Regions from separate parts of the Homo sapiens genome. Here region 2 is linked to region 1. A link is a contact called in ENCODE Hi-C data. All regions are on one chromosome and are shown on one strand. The core of a region is the stretch at or near the end of the contact, and the rest is flanking DNA. Distances in the headings are between cores, read along the strand shown. Region 1 holds the start of PDXK (pyridoxal kinase). Region 2 overlaps ABCG1 (ATP binding cassette subfamily G member 1).

What was found. A loop is a pair of places that touch in the nucleus more often than their neighbours do. Pooled maps may share reads with other maps.
Region 2: a loop to region 1 is called in a map with no recorded cell type, with 8 times the contacts of the local background. The contact joins the enhancer-like site here to the promoter of PDXK in region 1. A Hi-C loop is called at or near these places in 3 of 37 single-sample maps with no recorded cell type and 8 of 50 pooled maps.

What each region holds. Positions count from the first base shown.
Region 1 is chr21:43,716,175-43,723,392 of GRCh38, reverse strand. It overlaps PDXK (pyridoxal kinase), which reads right to left and starts at 4,264. Exons shown (of 11, transcript NM_003681.5): 1 at 4,012-4,264. The coding sequence starts at 4,098. It overlaps LOC124905032 (a long non-coding RNA gene), which reads left to right and starts at 4,845. Exons shown (of 2, transcript XR_007067896.1): 1 at 4,845-5,178; 2 at 5,701-5,918. RefSeq lists silencers at 3,276-3,465, 3,623-3,932, 3,973-4,762 and enhancers at 2,662-3,571, 4,913-4,962.
Region 2 is chr21:42,226,410-42,233,627 of GRCh38, reverse strand. All of the region lies in intron 2 of ABCG1 (ATP binding cassette subfamily G member 1), which reads right to left. Among named protein-coding and RNA genes, the nearest start is that of ABCG1, 11 kb to the right of the region's middle. RefSeq lists enhancers at 4,963-5,212, 5,403-5,452. Within about 2 kb of position 5,392, at least 19 of the 41 ENCODE cell types and tissues checked have a DNase peak (open chromatin) inside an H3K27ac peak, as active enhancers do.

The sequences.
Region 1 (7,218 bases), core at 3,015-5,514:
GGTCAGGAGCTCAAGACCAGCCTGGCCAACATAGTGAAACCCCATCTCTACTAAACAGAAATACAGAAAAATTAGTCAGGTGTGGTGGTGCATACTTGTAATCCCAGCTACTCAGGAGGCTGAGGCAGGAGAATTGCTTGTACCTGGAAGGGGGAGGTTGCAGTGAGCCTAGATCGCTCCATTGTACTTCAGCCTGAGCGACAGAGTGAGACCCTCGTCTCAAAAAAAAAAAAAAGAAAGAAAAAGAAAAAGAAGGCCAGGCGTGGTGGCCCCATGCCTGTAATCCCAGTACTTTGGGAGGCCGAGGTGGGCGGATCACGAGGTCAGGAGATTGAGACCATCCTGGCTAACACGGTGAAACCCCGTCTCTACTAAAAATACAAAAAAATTAGCCAGGCGTGGTGGCGGGCGCCTGTGGTCCCAGCTACTCAGGAGGCTAAGGCAGGAGAATGGCATGAACCCGGGAGGCAGAGCTTGCAGTGAGCCGAGATCGCGCCACTGCACTTCTGCCTGGGCAACACAGCAAGACTCCGTCTCAAAAAAAAGAAAGAAAGAAAAAGTATCTTTGCAGATGTAAGATTCCAAGATGAGATCATGCCAGATTATCCAGGTGGGCCTGAATCCCATGTTAAGTGGACTTTTAAGAGAGCACACTGGGCGGAGGCCACGTGAGGACAGAGACAGAGACTGGAGTGATTCGGCCGTGAGCCCCAGAAGCCTGGGGCCACCGAGAGCTGGAAGAGGCCGGGAAGGACCCTTGTATGGAGGGAGCATGGCCCTGCCCACACCCTGGTCTCAGACTTCTGGCCCCCAGACTATGAGAGGTGAATTTCTGCTACAATGAGCAACCTGGTTTGTGGTACTTTGTTTTGGCAGTCCGGGCAAACTCCTACATGACCCTAAGGCTGCATATGGTATTTTCAATCCAGCAAACTCATACATAACCCTACAGCTGTGTACCTTAGGGTTACGGAAGCAATAGAGCAAAAGGGGTTGGGAGGCTGCCCTGAGGGCCCCAGGATCTCCCCCATGCAGTGAGGCCTACAGAAACATGTGAGCTGCTGAACTGATAGCCAGGAAGGCTTTCCACACATACACACCTGGGGCTCCAAAGAGCCAAACCTCCCAGCCCTGGAAGAACCTGAGGTTTCCTACACCCAAGAGGAAACAGTCCTAGCAATGTGGAAGGGCAGATGGCCGCAGCCACTAGTTCCCTCCACTCCTTCCTGTCTAGAATCCAAGCCAGAGCAGCGGGGAAGTGCCCCACCCCAGGGTGCATCCCATGGCCTGTCTTGGGCAGGTCTGTGCTTGACTTGGGCAGCCCCCCCAGCTCCTCTCCTCCATGCACCCCCAAACCTCAAGCCTGCCCTTGCCCTCTGCGTTCTATCTGCAAACCCCAATCATGCTGCCTGACACACTGCACCTCCTGCCAGTACTGGTCATGCCAACATGTTCCCTCCTTTAGTTCCCCACCACTAATATGTACCTTAGGCTTAGGCCCAGAAACAAAATCCAAACACAGGCTCAAGGTTTTGCTCTGCCCAGGGAGGGTGGCTGCCTCTGACAGGACCTGGCAGAAAACAGCTGGGGAGAACAGCTCTGAAGCCCAGACGTGCAGATGGTCCAGTCGCAACAAATCTGTGCTACACTCACAAGGAATCAGTGGGAGCTCCCTGGCAATAGGTGTACCCTGAGCCTGGCATGAAGGGCACAAGGAGCCCTGGTGCTATCTTGCAAACAGGTATTGTGCCTAGTTTGCAGGTGAGACTCCGGAAGGCTCAGAAACCAGGGCCAGGTCCCTCAGCTGGAATTCCAAGATGTGGAGACACCTGCTTTGAGGTGGGACCCCCAGACACCTGGGTCAGTCCCCATAAGGCGCCTCTCCAGCCGCCCTGCTACATGCCACACCCCTGAGGCATTCTCCAGTCTCATTCCAAGTAGCCTTGAGGCAAATCTCTGGGGCCCAGCCAGAGGCTATGTTCTGCCAGTTTCTAAGTTTTCTTTCCTCACATTCAGCTATGTGAACAAGGCTTTGGAGTCCTAAGCCACATGTGATGATCAAAATCAAGAACAAACTCTTGCAAGAGCAGCTCTAGACTTTGGGGACACGTCCCCTTGGAACTGCAGCTAGAAGCGGCAAACACTGGCCCCAAGGCCATTTCCAGGCTCTGTCCCCCATTCCCTCCTGTGCCCACTAAGGCTGGTCCAGGCTCGCTGGGTCTCCAGCCATCTCAGCCCCTCGGTCATCACATTGCTTCTCCTTGTCCAGCCGGGCTTGGACATCGGGGTATGGGAGCAAAATGCCTGCATGGAACCCTGTGGAGCCCACAGGTAAGGATGCCGTGCACTGGGGAGACCCGAGGTAGGAACAGCAGCGCCATCCTTTCGAGGCTCCACCTGAGGTGAGCAATCAGAGGACACCCCTCGAGTCACTGGGAGTTCGAGAACAAAGGACATTGCTGGGGGATCCCGAGTGAGCCAAAGAAGGAAACAGTTTGCCCAATGAAGTAGGAGGTGGATGGGAGGAGGGACGGGACAGACACAGCAGGACCTGCACACTTCTGCCAAGAGAGTGGACGCTGTCCTCAGAGCCCCCTGGTTCCACACTGCCTGGCTGCCCCTGCTTCAGGCACCCTGCACCTTTCTTCCCAAGCCCAATCCTACCTCTGACTCTGCCCAAGCAATCCGCCAGCCTGTGGTGACCTCCCCCAACCCCCTCAAGCTAGGAGTGGTCCAGAGCAGTGCTTAAGAGCCGGAGCCACAGAACCGGTGCACCCTGACTGTCCCAGGCAGGGTCTGCCTGCAGCTGGATGGAACAGGGTCTCAAGTAAGACCACCTGTGAAGCACCGCATCCTTCCCAACAGGACCTCCACTTACTTCGGACTCGAACCCCCTGCCTTTCCACGCTCAACTCTGCTCAGCTTGGTCCTCCTGGGGGCACGCCTAGGTCAGCCCTCAAATTCCACTGAAGCTCTGCTCCCCTCTTCCTGTCCTCCTCCCAGGCCAGCCCGCACCGCAGGCCCCGCCGTGCCCAGGTGGCCCTTCTTTACATCCCGTGGGGCCCAGCACAGGGACCAGGCATACCTGCTCCCGTCCCCAGTGACCAGGCCGCAGGTGGGCAGCACAGGAGAGCACGACCCGGCAGGGCACCCCCAGCCCTCCTGCTGACTCGACAAGGCCAGGAAGTGCCCGTCGTCCTGGTTCTGCCTCGGCCCTGCGTGACACCCACGCCACTGCACCCAGGCCTCTCCTACCCCTCCACGGGCCACTTAGCTGCAACCAGGAGGCCGTGGGCCAACGCGTTTTAAAAGCTGGCTCCCTAAAGCCAATCCGCACAGTCCCGAACTGCTCTCTGGGGCTTCTCCTCGTCAGAGCAAACACCTGCAGGGATGCCGCTCTGCTAGAGGGTGCAGAGCAGCCCCTGCCCCACCCTCTTCCCTTCGGCCACCTCCTGGCGTGGTCAGGCCGAGGGGAATCCACCCTCGTGGGCACCGTGACCTCACTCGGCGTCTTCTTCCTGACTTCCCCACGCACAGGGGCCCAGGAGGTGAGCGCGCGAGCGTCTCGAGCTCCACGGCCGCTTCTGCGTTCCAGCGGGGCAAGGTCCCGGCTCGCGTGACTGCTCCGGGACTCCTCGGGGCTCTGCGACATTTCCTCGCCTCCGGGAGCCGCACCGCCCGCCCGCCCCCGCGGCAGTTGGCCCGGTCGGCGGGAAGGGGCGAGGACGAGCGGCTGCGCCATAGCTGGTGCACAGGGCTCCCTCCTACCCGCGTACCCCGACGCCGGACCCGTCCCACCCGCAGGGGCCCGCAGAGCGCTCAGCCCTCCGCTTCCGCCCCCGCAAGCCAAGCAGAGCGGGAGGCTCATCCCGCGCCTGCCTCCAGGGCGCCCGCGCCAGGCTCTGCCCGCAGCTCCCGAGCCTCCCTCGGGGAACTGAGGCTCGTCTCGGGCAGCCCCGCCAAGGTCACGGGCTCGGGTTACGTAAGCCCGGGCTGCGGGCGGATGCGTACCTGCAGCGGGAACGTGGCCGCCCGGTTGCCCACGTAGCCGCGGATGACGTGGCTCTGTATGGAGAGCACCCGGCACTCCTCCTCCATGCCGGGCCTGGCCGCGGCGGCGCGGGGCCGAGGCGGGGGCACGGTCTCCGCCGCTCGCTCGGGCTCCGGCTCGGCTCGGGCTCGGGCTCCGGCCCCGGCTCCCCTCGGCTGCGACTCTGGCTCTGGCGCGCGGCGGACCCGATCAGCGCAGACGCCTCCTTCTGACCTCAGCGGGCGGCTCCGAACCCGCGAGTTCCGCGCGGCGCCGGGGGCTGGCCGGGGGCGGACCGGGGCGGGGACAGCCACGCAGGCCCCGCCCCCGGGCTGGGAGGAAGCGAAACCGGACCCTGGCCGCGCGGCCGCGCCAGGTGGCCCCCGCCACTCTGCCGCCCGAAACGCTGGGTTTGCACTTTCATTCCGCCTGGAGAGGGCTCTGCAGCGCCGTTCATTCGTTCGTTCATTCATTCATTCAACCATTGTGCTCCGCCTCAGCCCTGCGCCCCGCGCCCCGCGCCCCGCGCCCCGCCGCACGCAGGGGAGACTCGGGGGCCCGGGCTCCACGCCCCTGACCTCCGGGCGCGACACTCTCGCAACGCGGATGGCCACGAGAGTGCGCGCGGGCGTGGGAATAGTGCGGAGGCGCGAAAGTGACCCCGGACCCCGGATACCCAAGGGAACCGCGCTCTCAACTGCCTGCAGGGCCCGGAGCCCGCATCCGATCCGCGTCCCTTCCCAGGGGCCGCGCGGGAGCTGACAGACACGGGGCCGGGGGGACCCAGTCAACTCCGCACCGGCCTGGGGCGGCGGGCTTCTCTGGGGGCGCCCCAGACCCTTGCGGACCCTGAGTGCCCACTCTGGTGGCGCGGCCTGCAGAGGCCCCCAGCCGATGGCCACATGCCCGGCCGTCCATCCACAGGTGCCTGGGTCTGGGCCGCGTGTCCGATCCCACCCCAACCAGGTCTTCCTGTGGAGGGCCTGCCTTCGAGGACGAACCTGACCCCCTGGGGGACCCCACAGCCTTCACTTCCCACCCCTACGCTCTCCACAGCTGACGCACTCCCTGCGGCTTCCCTGCACCACCCCGGGGAACGGAGGCCTTTGGGTTCCAGACTTGCAGACATGGTGATTTGGGGCCCTGGGGTCAGTATCACCAGACTAAAGTCTTGGTGACCTAACACAGCGCACCTAGGGCTCTGTAGCTTGGTGAGACCCAATGCCCGACCAGGCGGGTGCTGAGGACTGAGGGAGGAAGACATTACTTAGAGATCTAGGCTTTTAAAAGAAAGTACTTCATAATTAGTCATAATTGTCCATTAATAATAGCTAACATTGGCCGGGCGCGGTGGCTCACGCCTATAATCCCAGCACTTTGGGAGGCTGAGTTGAGCGGATCAAGAGGTCAGGAGTTCAAGACCAGTCTGGCCAACATAATGAAACCCCATCTCTACTAAAAATACAAAAATTTAGCTGGGTGTGGTGGTGTGCACCTGTAATCCCAGCTACTTGGGAGGCTGAGGCAGGAGAATTGCATGAACCCAGGAGGTGGAGGTTGCAGTGAGCCAAGATCGCGCCATTGCCCTCCAGCCCGGGTGACAGTGAGAGACTCTGTCTCAAAAAAATAATAAAATAAAATAAAGAGAATTAATTGTAACACACCCCTAGATGGTACCACGAGGCTGGAGTCCAAAAGCGCTTGTCCTGGCCCTCGCACCCACTCGCCTGCGTGCTTCCCCTCCCACAAGGAGTTAGAGCGTGGTGCCAGGTAAGCAAGCCACACCCCTATCACAAGTCCAGCAAAAGGCTCCAGGGAACTCTCCCGTCTCATCACCTTAAAGGCTGTAACCCTTTGTAAGAAATAAATTCTCCTGTCCTTTCCCAAACTTATAGATTGTGAAGTTAACAAACTAAGGAGAAGTCAGAGGTTACAGAGTTGGTGACAAGCAGTGCTGGGTGAGAGCCCCAGGAACCTACAAAGGCAGCACCAACAACTGCCCTTACTACCCTTTGCTCATCCTACTCTGTGAGTCTCTCGCCCTTGGCTCTTAGGAGCGCCTGATGAATCTCTCTCTCTGCAGTGGATTTCGTCCTTCCACACTTTGATCCATCATCCATGGTCCCTTCCCCATCCCCAGCCCCCACCCCCCCCATCCTATCACACCTTTGGTCCCAAGCACTAAGAGGAAAGAGCAGGGGAGGCATGGAAGAGAGCTGACCAGCCTCCAGGCCCGTGGGCTCCAGGACCCTCCTTCTCGACAGAGGGCTCTGATCGAAACTCTGAAAATGTCATTGTGGTGAGTACATTTTTGCCTGTGGTTTCTTGGGCTTTTCAAAGATCTGGTTGCCCGTTCCCAGCTGTTGTGCAGATGGCCAGTGCCTGTGGTTCTCACACTGGTCATTTTAGAGTCACCCAGGGAACTGGATACACACACCTAGGCCCAGCCCTGTCCTACCTCACTGAGCCTGGCGCTGAGCTCCTTTTTAGCTCTGCAGGTGCTTCTGAGACCACCCAAGGGTGAAAGGCACTGTGTGGGCAGATGAGCTAATTTGGTGTTTTTATGAGCACATGTCACTTGCCACTAATTATCAGTCCAAGAGCAAAGCTTTTTCCTTGATGACTCAGATAGTAAAGACCTTCTAGACACTACGAGTCTACTGAAAAGATGCCCAGTCCAGGAGACGAATGGGATGCCTCGCTTCGATTGGGTGGGCTGCCACCCCAGCCTGTACCCCTAGGTCAGCCTTTCCAGGGAGAGAGCCCTGGAGGGGTGGCCCCCAGCTGGGTGGTGGCCAGGGAGGCTCCCCTAGGGAACAAGTGGTTGGAGAGACCCAGAGCTGGGTTCCACCTGGGGAGGCAAGTGGACGGGGTCCTGGAGATGGTGTCCAGAAAGTCATTCACTGAGAAAGAAAAGAGAGGACCTGAGAGAACTGACACCAAGCGGGTCTTCCACCAGAGCATTCGAGGCATGACCAGCTGAGTTATGGTGGCAACACAGTGTGCCCTCAAAGGACGGTGAACCTTGGAAAATGTCAACAAAAAGAGTCAAAATCTGTAAAATATTGAAAGAAATTTATTCTAAGCCAATTATCAGTGACCATGGCCCATGACACTGAAATGGGAGAGTTCCCTGACCCCTCTTGCAGGATGTGCAACAAGGGTGTGACTTGTCTGTTGAGCCGCCA
Region 2 (7,218 bases), core at 4,143-6,642, 1.5 Mb after region 1:
TTGGCTGGGCTTTTCCCCTTGATTTGTGAGCTTATTTCAAGACCAAGATTAACTTGGTCTACGGAGTTTCAAAAAACAGAACCTGGATCCACAAATGAACATTGCTCAAATACAGATTGCAGCTCAACAGACAGAAGCATTTTCTAAGAATGAGGGTTGTGCAAACATAGCCCGGCTGCCTGGGAGGTGTCAGTTCCTGGTTGCTGGAAGTGCTCAGACAGAAGCTGGCTGTCCCTTGTCAGAAATGGTGCAAGAAGGCTCCCTCCACGGGGCAGGAGGGCGGGCTACGGCAGCACGACTCCTTTTGGCTCCAAGATTTGGACTCTAAATATAGGTCTCAGCTGGATGTAATCACAGCCCTGAAGTCACCCTGGTGTGTCTTACTTTTGACACCAAATGCCATTTACCCCACAGAGCACGGAGGTGACAAACAGCACACAGCTGACAAAGTGGGAAGTGAAACTCTTGGCTGCAGGTCAGACTGGATCCCTGCAGGCCCACCCGCCACCACTCATGACTGAAAACCCATCTTTTTGCGTTTTTTCACAATGTGAGCAAAAACAGTCGGCACTGGGTACATTGTATTTGAGAGTAAGTTTCCTATGCAGGTGTTGGAACTTCATCAACTGAGTTTGATGAATGCACCTCCATGACAAATCCCTAGTTTTACGGTTTAGTCCTTCAGGATATATTTAATCTGACCCACATGGTTTTCTTTGTTCATAGCTAATCTGTTGATTCTAGAACTGAACTCAGAAAGAGCAGGTGTATGGTTACTAAACATTTTTCTTCCTGCCAATTTATAAACAAAAGAAACGGTGTCATGTTCAGCAAAATGTCACCTTTGGTGATTTCTTGGACTGGTGGATTAGGTTCTGGTTTATAGGGAGGGCCTCCATTTGAGAACGTGAACTTTTCAAGATACAAGCCTATTCAAGGCAGTAGAGGAAGGCAGGGGGGCACCCACCATGCAGGTGAAAACGATTGTGGTAAGAACATCCTCCAGCAGTTAAACAGTGACACCAACCCCCACGGAGCAGAGCACAGTCCTACAGAGTTGCACTGAAGGGGCCAGATGGTTCAAGAACAGGAGCACTCTCTGGGAAAATGACAAAGTATTAACATGTCCAAATAAAGAACCTGCCAATCTGAGGGTGGCAAAGAGAAAAGCAGACCCCAAGGCCAATGTTGGCAGAGCCATCTGAGCCTTGTCCAGGGAGGCTGCCACCGCTAACAACGCCACACTAAGGAGTCACACACCCAGATCCCAGGCCCAAGCTGGTGAGGGTTTGGTTTCCCTTGCAACGTGCTCACAGGGAGAAAATGTGCTGGCTGGAGGGGAGCATCTAGACCCCTTGGATATGAAGCCTGTCCAAGAAAGTAGCAAACCCCTTTGGTCTTGCACATGGCGGCTAAACATTCAACTCTCATGAATCTGCTGTGAGAGTTGGTCCATTCTCAAAATTTTTTCAAAGCCTCTTTGGGGCCCTGTAAGGCAGAGGGGTCAGAACTGTTCCAGAAGACCTCATCACCAAAGGAGTGCTACCCCTCAGGGCCTGAGTGGTAGCCCACCCACCTGGGGGCCACTGAGAACCTAGGAACTGGCCCCAGCGGGGAAGAGAAGGGTTCTCCAGTCCTCTGAATTCTCCAAGGCAGACTCTTTGTCAATGCCCCAGCCTCAAGCAAGCCATCCCTGCAAGTGGCCTGGGGCCACGACACTGCACCAGGGGTCAGCTGTCACCTCCATTAAAGGCAAAGGACTAAAAGAAATGTCCTGTGGGCCCACAAGAAAGCCCACTTTAGCACAACAGCCTCAAAGAAGCACAAAAGTAACTCACTTATGCTAGGGAACTATCCATCCCCCTTCAGCCTGAGCATCTGCCCCTCTCAAAACCCCTAGCCACAGGATCTCCACACTCTGCCTTTAACCGGGCTGCCTCCCCTCCCTGTTCTAGCAGGTTGGATCAAGTCACTAGCACTTGGTTGGAATCCAGTCTTCCCTTAATGGAATTCCTGAAAGGATTTATTCATGATGCCTTCCATGCACTTTAGCTGGCCTGTCATTACAGGCCTTGTGAAATGGCTATAGAAATTAAGAGAAAGCAACCCCGAATTTGAGAAAGGTGTCCAAATGCATTTTTATAGCGTAGAAGCAAACCAATACAGATAATCTGACTTGGCGCTGCCCGGAATATTTAACCCCTTCCTGGTTTTTGGCAAGGATGAGCCTGGAGGGTTGGGTTTCAAAGAAGGAGGCGACATTCCATTCCATCAGAGCGTCACCATGTGGAGGCCACGGCCTGACTGCAGATAGGAAAGAAAACGCTCTAAAGCCCCAGATATGACTACATTTGTTCTCAACCTGAACTTCGCCTCAAGGTAATCTTGGGAGGTAAATTTGATTTCTGAGAATCGCTTCACCTGTTGGAGAGAAAGCACGCCATGCACATCAGCCTCCCCTTCCTGGTGAGAAGAGGGAAGCTGGAGCCTCTCCAGAGGGACAGGAAATCCCTATAAATGGCCAATGGCCGCTGACATCCAAGCAGGCCAATTAAAAGGAAAATACATCAGTTTACAGCCAAGGCAACCCCACACCATTTCATAACACGGGGCTAGGCACAGCTGTGCCTTGGTGGTCCAGTCCTGTGCCCACGTCAGAGCTAAGCACTTGCTACGCTCCTTTTTGGCCTGAAATCCCACAGACCTGGTTCTGAGTTCCTTCCTCCCCACTCCTATGACCTTGGTCACGTCTCTGAGCCTCATGTCACAGGTTTCCACAGGAAGAATGTGCAGATCCTTCCTGAATCGGCCCCATGAGCCAAATGGATTGAAGAACGGCTATCATTCAGTCAACTACGCGTGGGAACCGCCGGGATCTCCTGGGGGATGGGCAGTGTACGAGTACCCAAGCATTCCATTTGTTCACTGTGGCCAATCACGCCCTAATAAAATGAGACCCTTGTGTGAATGGGCTCTGAAAGCAGCTTACGATAAAATCTGCTCATCCCCATCATCTTTACCTAAGAAGAATTTTATTCTGTGAACTTACTCTTAACCACATTCCTAAATGTTCTCAACATAGTGTCTACTCTGTAGGAAGAAAAGGCTGCTTTCAAAAGAGTCACACCTAAGGGTGAGGAGGAACAAATAAACCAGATCACTCTGATCTGTCCCCAGCGCAGTTTGTGTGACAGCACCAAAGCTGATATTGTTCCGAGCCATTTGTCCCATCAACACAAGCTACGTGAGTGAATTCCTTGAGGGAGAGTAATTACTGTATCTGAGGCCGGGGAAATTATCCTTGGGGTGTACTCCTCTCTCCTGAGAATAGTTCCTCTCACAATTATGTTTTCTGCTAGGAATCTATTATATGATCTAGTTTTCCCTCCAAAGACATCATTAGTCATATGGTGAAAATGTAACTACAATTGAAAATACAAGATGTTTTGTTAAAATGCCATATTCAACGCTTAGTAACTGTCAAGCTCAAAAGTTTTACAGAATCAGTGCCTGGCATCTCTTCTTAAAAATGCCGCTACTGTTTCCCGCATCGCCTTTCTTGTAAGGATTGTGAAGTTCTCCTTCTTTAAAATAATTACGTAGGACTTCATAAAGTTATTCTGGTCACAATGCTCAGCTTTGCTAGGGCGTTGTATGTTGCGTTTGTATCGCAGCACCATGTTTTGGGGGAAATCATGTGAGAAAAAGTCTTTCCTGGAAACAACCGGAGTGGTCCAGTGTCTTTGTAATGGGAAGGAACTTGGAGTCAGAATAGCTGGGTCCTAGCCCTGGCTCTGCCTTTGAGTGAATCAGCTCTGCGCCCGAGCTCCTGTTTCCTTTGCCCTACTGTGAACCATGGGACCAGGCACTTTCTTTCTTTCTTTCTTTTGTTTTTGTGTTTTTTTTTTGAGACAGAGTCTCACACTGTCACCTGGGCTGGAGTACAATGGTACGATCCCGACTCACTGCAACCTCTGCCTCCTGGATTCAAGCAATTCTCCTGCTTCAGCCTCCCGAGTAGCTGGGATTACAGGCACTCGCCACCACGCTTGGCTATTTTTTTTGTATTTCTACTAGAGACAGGGTTTCACTATGTTGGCCAGGCTGGTCTCGAACTCCTGACCTCGTGATCCACCTGCCTCAGCCTCCCAAAGTGCTGGGATTACAGGCGTGAGCCACTGTGCCCGGCCAGAACCAGGCACTTTCAAAACTGCTTCACTTCTTACCTTCGGAGACACCTCCCCAGCAATGCCAGGACATCCAGCCTCCGCGTGATCATTACAATTAGCTCAATGCATCAAACTGAATTTTTAAAAGTTGAAAACAATGGACTTGATACAGACAGCAAAATGAATATACTGAGAGCAGTCAGAGAAGTAGCCCCTGACCCAACGTCACACTTGGAGTCGCACAGAGATGATGCCAAATACAAACTCCGCCACTGTGAGAAGAGAGAAATGCAGAGTGAGGCTGGGCTCTGACTTCTCAGCCTAACCTAATCATGGCTGGGGACTGAGACCACCGCCAGCAATTGGAGGGACAAAAGCAGGAGCAGGAGGAACCCATGCATGGGAGGGGCAAAAGAGGCCGACTTGGTGGACCAGCAGGCGCAGAGGCGGACCAGGAGGGTGGCGACCCGTGTGGGTGAGGTCCAGTGGGATGCAGCTCCTCCTGCAGCCCCAACACAAGATCCGCATTTAATGCGCACTGTTATTGATTGTCCTGGCTTTTGGTTGGGGAAATATGGTACCCAAGTTTGGAGCCAACTGGACGCAGCACCCAAGAACAGGCTGGTGTTGGGACAACAGTGGGCACAGAGAGGGCTTCTGCAGCTAGCACCCTTTGGCAGGAAAAACTCTTCAGCAGTGGCAACTGAACCACCAACAGCAGGAAATCCTGTGGGCACCAGAGCCTCCAGGAAGAGCTCTGCTTCCCTGCTGGCTACATGGACCCTGGCACCCCATAAGGCCCTGTGCTAGACAAGGCATGGCCACTGTGTCGGAGTGCACAGAGCTAGAAATTGCTGTCCTCATCCCAGCCCTGCCCCTTTCAAGCCCAGGAGCATGGGCAAGTCCCTTAACCACCTTTGTCTCAGTTTCCTTTCTATTCTGTGTGCTGGAGTGATAAACCATCTAGACTCTGAATTGTAGGCACCAGGAACAAAGGAAAGGATGGGGCAGGCAGGGGAGGAGGAGCAGGGAGAGGGAAGACAGACGCAGGTGCTGCTGTGGCTGGGGAGGGCAGTGGGTAGGAAGCCAGACAGCAAAACTACCCTTGGCCCCTGCAGAAACCAGCAGCTGGAACACAGCAGACATATCCTGTCTGTCAACCCCTCTGGCTCCACCCATTTCTGAGTCATGGGCAGGTCCCTCGGCGGCCCATTGCAGGCTCTTCCCCTGCCTGAGCACACAAGGTTACTGTAGGGCAAGTCTCTATCTGGTGGCCACCCCGCCCGGGCTGCGCTCCTAAGAATGGACAGTTGGGGCTCCTCCCTCACTACAAGCCATTACCAGCTGGCTAACTGTGATGATTCATGTGATCAGTTTAAACACTTAGAGAATATAGGGGTGACAAGTCACATACTGGGTGATGTGGTTTGGCTCTGTGTCCCCACCCAAATCTCATCTTGAATTGTAATCCCCACGTGTCAAGGGAGGGACTGGGCGAGAGGTGTGATTGGATCCTGGGGGCGGTTCCCTCATGCTGTTCTCATGATAGTGAGGGAGTTCTCATGAGATCTAATGTTCTAAATGTGTGTGGGTTCTTTTATGCTCTCTCTCTCTCTCTCCCCTCACCCCATGCCACCATGTAAGACATGCCTTGCTTCCCCTTCACCTTCTGCCATGATTGTAAGTTTCCTGAGCCCTCCCCAACCATGCCAAACTGTGAGCCAATTAAACCTCTTTCCTTTAAAAATGACCCAGTCTCAGGTAGTTCTTTATAGCAGTGTGAAAATGGACAAACACACTGGGTAGGGGAGCGATACTCACTGCTTGCAAACACTGGCTACACCTGTGTGCCAGGCTTATGCCAAGACATTTCAAACCCAGATGCCACCAGGTTTCAGATGTCTTCATTTCTGCATTACAACCCATCTTCATTTTACAAGACACCTTTCCCAGCATTTTCTACTGTCATGACAACATTTCCAAGGCCACACATAACAGACGGACAGGAATCGCTCTATGTTGCTCACTGCTTTGCCATAATTTGTCTATATAGACAAACGACGCCAAAACATGACGCGGTGTCCTGGTTTCTTGATACATTTTTCTATAAAATATTTCTTTAAGTTGAGAAGGAGAATTCTAGAACCCTATGTTGAAATTTCAACATGATCAAAGGAGTGGGCCCACATCTGAGCCTGCCACAGAGCTGCTTTCTTAACAGAACAGGCTGGTATGCTCTGAAAATGCAAGTATCACATCACAGTGCTATACTGTTGTCTGTTGAGAAGGTACTGAATCTGTTTCTGCTTGTGCAAACACAGACATACAGTTACCCAGCCACCAACTGGGCTTGCAGATCCCAGGGACCAGTCTTTCAAAGCTCTAAAATTGTGATTACAATGAAGATGGGACTGCCCATGCTAAGGGTCTCAAAGACTTAGCTTCAAGAGGGTAGAAAAACAAAAAGAAGATAATAGGGAAAAGAAGAAAGACAACTGAAAATTTAAAACGTGAGTCTTGATTGGTCTTCTTCAAAATGAAAGAAGGGCTGAATCCAGTTTTAAGTTCAAAGTCCTAAAATATTAGCATATTCCAGGGGTACCTGAGTCATTTGTATTGTTCCAAAGTCCTCCCAGATTTTCAAATTGCTTTCCATGATTCAGTAGAAACTAGGGACCATGGTTTCTTGATGAAGTCTGACACGTCCTCTGCCTATCAGCTCCCCCAACCCACCTGTCTGATCCACTTAGGAGCAGACAATGAGTGCTTGGAGCATAAGGAGATGAAGGATAAATTCCACAGAAGAAACAGATCAGGCTTGAAAAAAACACACCAACCCAGGGCGGCATTAACTCCACAAACTGTGAAACTCTAGAGCTAGGGAAGGTTGCTGAGAAAACTCAAACTACCACTCATCAATTTCCTGTAACATGCAACAAGCTAGTGGCAAACTCCTGCACTGTGTGGCGTTCCAGACACCTCCTGAGCTCTATCCTCTCTGTTTTTTCTATTTTTATGTATCAGCTCTTTTCAACAGTTTAGTTTTCTT